Linked DNA regions of Homo sapiens: region 1 is linked to region 2. Evidence: chromatin loops called from intact Hi-C (ENCODE). Cell type or tissue: B cell. All regions are shown on one strand. Links, peaks and the distances in the headings refer to the core of each region. The heading gives the core; the rest is flanking DNA.

What was found. A loop is a pair of places that touch in the nucleus more often than their neighbours do. Peaks named below come from ENCODE experiments on the same cell type or tissue, not always from the same donor. Only the 100,000 strongest peaks of a DNase experiment are listed, where the experiment ranks them.
Region 1: a loop joins it to region 2, with 32 times the contacts of the local background. A loop is called at or near these places in 3 of 110 quality-filtered maps.

The regions. Positions count from the first base shown.
Region 1 is chrX:40,466,948-40,469,861 of GRCh38, reverse strand. No RefSeq gene overlaps it. Among named protein-coding and RNA genes, the nearest start is that of ATP6AP2, 110 kb to the left of the region's middle. RefSeq lists an enhancer at 1,191-1,485. In B cell, for the core only: a CTCF peak has its summit at 1,326 (motif pointing right); a DNase peak (open chromatin) is centred at 1,341.
Region 2 is chrX:39,651,096-39,654,009 of GRCh38, reverse strand. No RefSeq gene overlaps it. Among named protein-coding and RNA genes, the nearest start is that of MIR3937, 8.7 kb to the left of the region's middle. RefSeq lists enhancers at 1-477, 478-1,039. In B cell, for the core only: CTCF peaks have their summits at 1,276 and 1,478 (motif pointing left); no DNase peak of the experiment used is centred there.

The DNA of each region.
Region 1 (2,914 bases), core at 105-2,604, 820 kb before region 2:
ACAGATGGTTTGAGAAACACTCCTGTAGACATATCAATCGTATAGAATAAGGGGATATGGGTTTAGTTATATCCCCACAAATCAAGGCAAGGAGTTGGAGAGGAGACTCAGCGATGTGCCGTTTCACACCTCTATATTTTTCCTCATGCTATTTCTCTGCTTGGAATGTTCTGTGTGTCCTCAGCAGCCCCACTTCCCGCCCAACCTCTTTACACACGTGAAGTCATCTCAGTTCCTGGAAATGTGGCTTCCTTCAGGAAAGATTCATGACTCCTCCCCACACCTTGCTGCAGAACTGGCTCTTCTTCCTTGGTGCTATTTCAGTCGCGTGTGCACTCTGCCATTGTTGCACTTTTCACACAGGGCTGGGTACATTTATGTCACTTTGCCCAATGGGACTGACAGATCCTTGAAGGTGGGGCTGATGATTTATGGTTTTAAATGCCCAGTACAGAGCACAGAGTAGATGCTCATTAAATGTTTGCTGAATTCAGTTTTTTAAAAATTGTGTAAAATATATATAGCAGAGTTGGGTGTGGTGGCTCACGCCTATAATCCTAGAACTTTGGGAGCCCGAGACCAGAGGATTACTTGAGGTCAGGAGTTCAAGACCAGCCTGGGCAACATGGTGAAACCCCGTCTCTACTAAAAATACAAAAACTAGCTGGGTGTGGTCATGCACACCTGTAATCCCAGCTACTTGGGAGGCTGAGGCAGGAGGATTGCTTGAGCCTGGGAAGCAGAGGTTGCAGTGAGCTGTGATTGCACCACTGTACTCTAGCCTGGGCAACAGAGTGAGACTGTCTCAGAAAAAAAAAAAAAGAAACATATATATATATATAGTAAAATTTACTATTTTAACCATTTCTAAGTGTACAGTTCAGTGTCATTAAATACACTCACGTTGTTTTGTAATCATCAGCACCATCCATCTCCAGAACTTTTCTCATCTTGCAAAACTGAAACTCTGTACCCATTAAACAATAACTTCTGCTTCTCCTCTTTTCTGCCCGCCCCCTAGCCCCTGGCAGCTACCATTCTACTTTCTGTCTCTATGAATTTCATGACTCTAGGTACATGATATGAGTGGAATCATACAGGATTTGTCCTTTTGTGACCAGCTAATTTCACTTAACATAATGTCTTCAATCACATGTGTCAGAATTTCCTTCCTTTTTAAATGACTTCAATTTAAAATATTCAAGATTATTATATAGTTGTGCAATGAGTAGGAAGGGCATTCCCCCCGCCACCCCAGCTCAGCCTGTATTTGAAGCAGAGAACAGAGGACAAAAGGGTGTTGATGATCCAGGAGGTGGCAGCAGAAAACAAAGGGCCACTGTGTTCTGCAGGGCTCCTCCTCTCTTCCTGCCCTGTTTGCTCTTGTTCCTGCTCAGCTGTTTAGTTTAGCCTCTTGAAAGGAGGAGGTTCCGATCTGGACAGCCTGCCCAGTAAGGAACAGGCCTGAGAGGTGTTCTGGCAGGAGGGCAGCAGAGCACAAGTGGTGACAGTGGAAATGGACTCAAAGTCCCAGTGGTGGCTCCACCAACACTCACTGGCTGACCAACCACTTAACCTCTCTAAGCCTGGTCTATAAGATTGGGATGACAATATCGTGTACCTTACAGGGCTGTTGAGGGGATCCGATGAGGTAATGCATATAAACCACTTGGTCGGCTTGGAAGCACTGCATATGCCAGTTATTGTGTTTTTATTACTACTGTGAATGAAGAAGAAAGTACAGCTCATTATTTACACTTCCTGAGAAGAAAGTGAAACAGCTCCAGCATCATTCAGCCTTCATCTTTGGGGCATTTCTGGTTCCTTTCTCTTTTTCTTCTTCCACCCTCCAAACTTTCACCTTAGGAAGTGTTTCTAGACCAAGTGCAGTGGCGCACACTTGTAATCCCAGCACTTTGGGAGGCTGAGGCAAGCAGATCTCTTGAGCCCAGGAGTTTGAGACCAGACCGAGCAACATGGCGAAACCCTGTCTCTACTAAAAAAATCCAAAGCGAAACCCTGTCTCTACTAAAAAAATCCAAAAAAAATTAGCCGGGTATGGTAGTGTGCATCCCAGCTACTCGAGAGTCTGAGGTTAGAGGATCACTTGAGCCCAGGAGGTGGAGGTTGTAGTGAGCTGAGATTCGTGCCACTGCACTCCAGCCTGGGCGATACAGCCAGACCCTGTCTCAGAAAAAAAAGAAAAAAGGAAGTGTTTCGGTTCCATTCTGTCGAAATGTCATTAACTGCCACTACACTGCCAATGAGAGAAACAAAGAGGCACGACGGAATTCATTCAGGGTGTCAGCAAACACGATTGGAAGCATGAGCCGTACGCTAGGTTGTGTACTGGGAACAAAAAGAACAAGGAGCCAAATAGCTTGACCTAGAGGAGTCCACACCGTAGAGTGCGACCCAATATGGAAGTAGATGTTCACGACATCTTCCATCTTCCCCTCCAGGCCCACCCTCCACCCCCTCCTCCCTGCCCTGTGCCCCAGGAAGCTGACCCTTATGCATTCATTGCACTCATCTCAAAGGGCCCCCCACCCTTTGGCTCCCGTTGGCCAGTTCCAGCCAATAGGGAAGCCCCACCAAGAGATCAGAGGGCAGAGGAGAATGAGGGGACGCATTTAGTCTATCTTCCTCCCTGTGAAGTCTACTTGGGCTGACTGATCCTTCCACTGAAGGCCCCCATTTCTTTTAAGGTGGCCTCCTGTACTCAACTCTGTCCCCTTCTAAGTTTGGGGTAGCCACGACCTCCCCTATTCCCTTTGGCTCTAGGGTGATAACAGCTCCTGCTTCTTGTACTATCCCTGTGGTTCTCCTACCCCCACATCTTTGTTGATGGCCCCTTTGTAAATGAATACTTCTCAAACCATCTTAACTGCTTCCTGTTGGGACCCAACCTGAT
Region 2 (2,914 bases), core at 160-2,659:
TATACACAAAGCTTCAGAATAAAGCCCTGTTTTTCCCTTCATTAACGACACAAAGGATGGCTGTGTGATCCACACAGCACTTTGTGATTTAATGCAGCTTTACAGTCTAAATCGCACCCGGCTTGGGCAAAGCAGATTTGGGAGTGAATCAACGCATTTTCTTGCTGCCAGGAGCTCCCTTGCAGATTCCAGCAAATTCTTTCACCACACGGAATTAGCATTTGATTAAGCTCTGCAGACACGTTCAAACTTTTACCACTGAGCGCCGGCAGGGCTGCAGTAATCTCCCGAGAGGGGGAGGCACCAAGCGCAGCCACTGCTACCCCTTCCCCCCATCCGCAATGTGCACACTTTGCAAAAAAATTGTGGGAATAGTGGGCAATGGATGGCAGGTTGGAGGAGGGGGTACCAGAAAATGTGAGGGTGCCAGAGAGCAGCATGGGGGTGGAGGGTCGGAAGGGAAAGAACATCACGTACATACTTGGGTTATAACCACCCTTTCTGCCCCAAAGTTGCCCTAGACAGGCTCTTTCTGCCAGTGTGCTTACCATAAAGGCGCTTTGATGTTATAGTTCTCTGACCCAGGAGCAATGTGACCTTCAACCAAAACCTGGCCCGGCCTTACATCCAAGAGAGCGGGGAGGGTCTTTTCTGGTGCCCCTGCCCTGCCCTGTGGTCTTATCGGTGGGGTTCGGTGCCTCTTCCAGCTACCTCCACCCAGGAAAGCTCGTGATTCACTTCCAGGAGAGCTGCGAGTTATGCCTCCCAACAGCCTGGGTTTAAAATCTAGTCCATTTCCATTATGCAAATGTGAGAAGCGGAAGTTTATCAAACTGGGGCTTTGTACCTAGAAAGCGGGCGTGCCAGCATGGGGGGCTATAAAGGCTTTATTGCCACAACTTTGGGGTGATTGCTTTGCTCACAAATGCCAGGAGCACGACTGAATTATGCAGGTCTTCCCAAACAGGTGGCAATAAAAACTTTACAGCCTCCCACACCATCACATATTTTGTTTATGCCTCTTAGGTGTCTTATTTTGTTAGTTTTTTTTTGACCCTTCTGTTACTATGGAAACGGAAGTAGGTGGAGATGGTTCCAGGTATCTGTTAAGGCAAATGCGAGGCAAGTCAATTATCATAAAGGTGCTCTAATTTTATCCTCTGTTTGAGGAAATAACTGAGGTCCTGTGAGGAGGGGAACCAATTAGTTCTGGAACATCATAGGCATTCCAGAATCCCACAGCATCCCTGTAGGGAAGATAGGGAACATGGTGGAAATGTCCATTTTACAGATGGTGAAACAGAAGTATAAAAAACATCTTACTGGCAGTCAGTAAGTTTGCCCCATAGAAGAAAAGAAAAAGGGCAAAAGGATTCTCTTCTGGGTGCGTGTTTGTCCGTGGTCCTCCTAGAGCTTCATGACCCAAATTAGGAACTCATTTTGGGTAACCTGAGGTCAGGCTGTAGTGACATCTGCTGGCGAAGATGGAACTGGCTAAAGCAGGTTTTTCTGTTGCTGACAGCTGCCAGGCCGGGAGATGGTGGTCTGTCTACAAGCGTGAGCTTGTGGATGGCTTAGATGAGAAACAGGGTTGGACAGCCCCTTCCCTTCTGAGTGTGATAAGGAAAACAGGCTCAGACAGAGGGGTTCAGGAGTAAGGGCTCAGAGGGTCCAGACCTCCATGGTTCCGGATGTCTTCTCAATTCCAGAAGGTACAATTCAACAGTGGGCGAGAGGAAATGTCTGAGGTGGATCTCCTGGTTCCTGTGGCCAAGAAGAAGAGGTTTTGTGATTTAGCATCTTGCTCAGCTCCTTCCTTTGGGAGGGACTGGGATCCCATTCCTCATGAAAGAGGGAATGAGGAAGGCAGATAAGAGTGTTAGGAGGAATCTGAGCAATGCCCACAGAAGCTGTCAGCAACCACAAGGAAGAGGGGCCCTTGCAGAAGAGAACATCTCCCTCAGGGGGCTCCTGTGTAGATAATGGCATCCTCCCATCAGAACGAGGAAGTTGGTTGAAGAGGGTACTGGAAATGAGGAGGAAGACCTGGGCTTTGGAAGCTCCTTGTGAACTTGAATAAGTCCCAGAACGGCCCTGAGCCTTGGTTTCCCCGTTTAAGGAAGACCAAATGCAATATGGGTCCCTCAGGGAGTTGTCATGAATGAAAGTGTAACAAGCACCAACATTTGTAGAATTTTGGTTTCAACTAAAGGTTGCCATGGATTCTTGTCCTGCCAAATCCATTGCCCAGAGATCTTCTCTTTAGGCATGTCTCATCCCCACCTCCAAACCCTCAGGCTGGATAACTAACTGGGGGCAGGAGGCTCTGCCAAGCTGTTCTGAAGTCCTCTGCAACAGCACTATTTAAAGAGTGGTCTACAGACCAGGGCAGGTTCAAGAACAATTTGTCACCCATAAATGACGAGATAGCACCGAGACTGAGAATAAGCATTCTGAAACTTCTATAACAATATGACAGAGTAATTTTACATCTGTTGAATCCAAATACTAAAACTTTGGACTTTTTACTTTTCATTTTTTTCTCCAGTGATTTATTTTTGTTGTATTTTATCAAAGATTTGTCCATGACAGATTGGGAAAACAAAAAAATAAGAAACAACTAGTCCTTCATCACCAATAGTTTGAGAAGCGGTGCTCTGTGGGGTCTCATGGCTACCCTCCTACAGCATCCTGCTGGGAGATGGTAGGAGGATGTGCATAGCTTCTTTCTTTGTAAGTTAAATTATGAATTGTCAACAGCAAGGCTTGCTCCATGCAGGCGGCCGTGCTGGCCAGGGCTTGTGTAGGACATCCATTCAGCTGTTGGTGACGACTCAGGCCTCCCAGCTCTCTGAGCTTACTGGGCCACGTCTGCCTCCCTGGGAGGCCCCCTGGGACCTCTCTCCCCATCAAT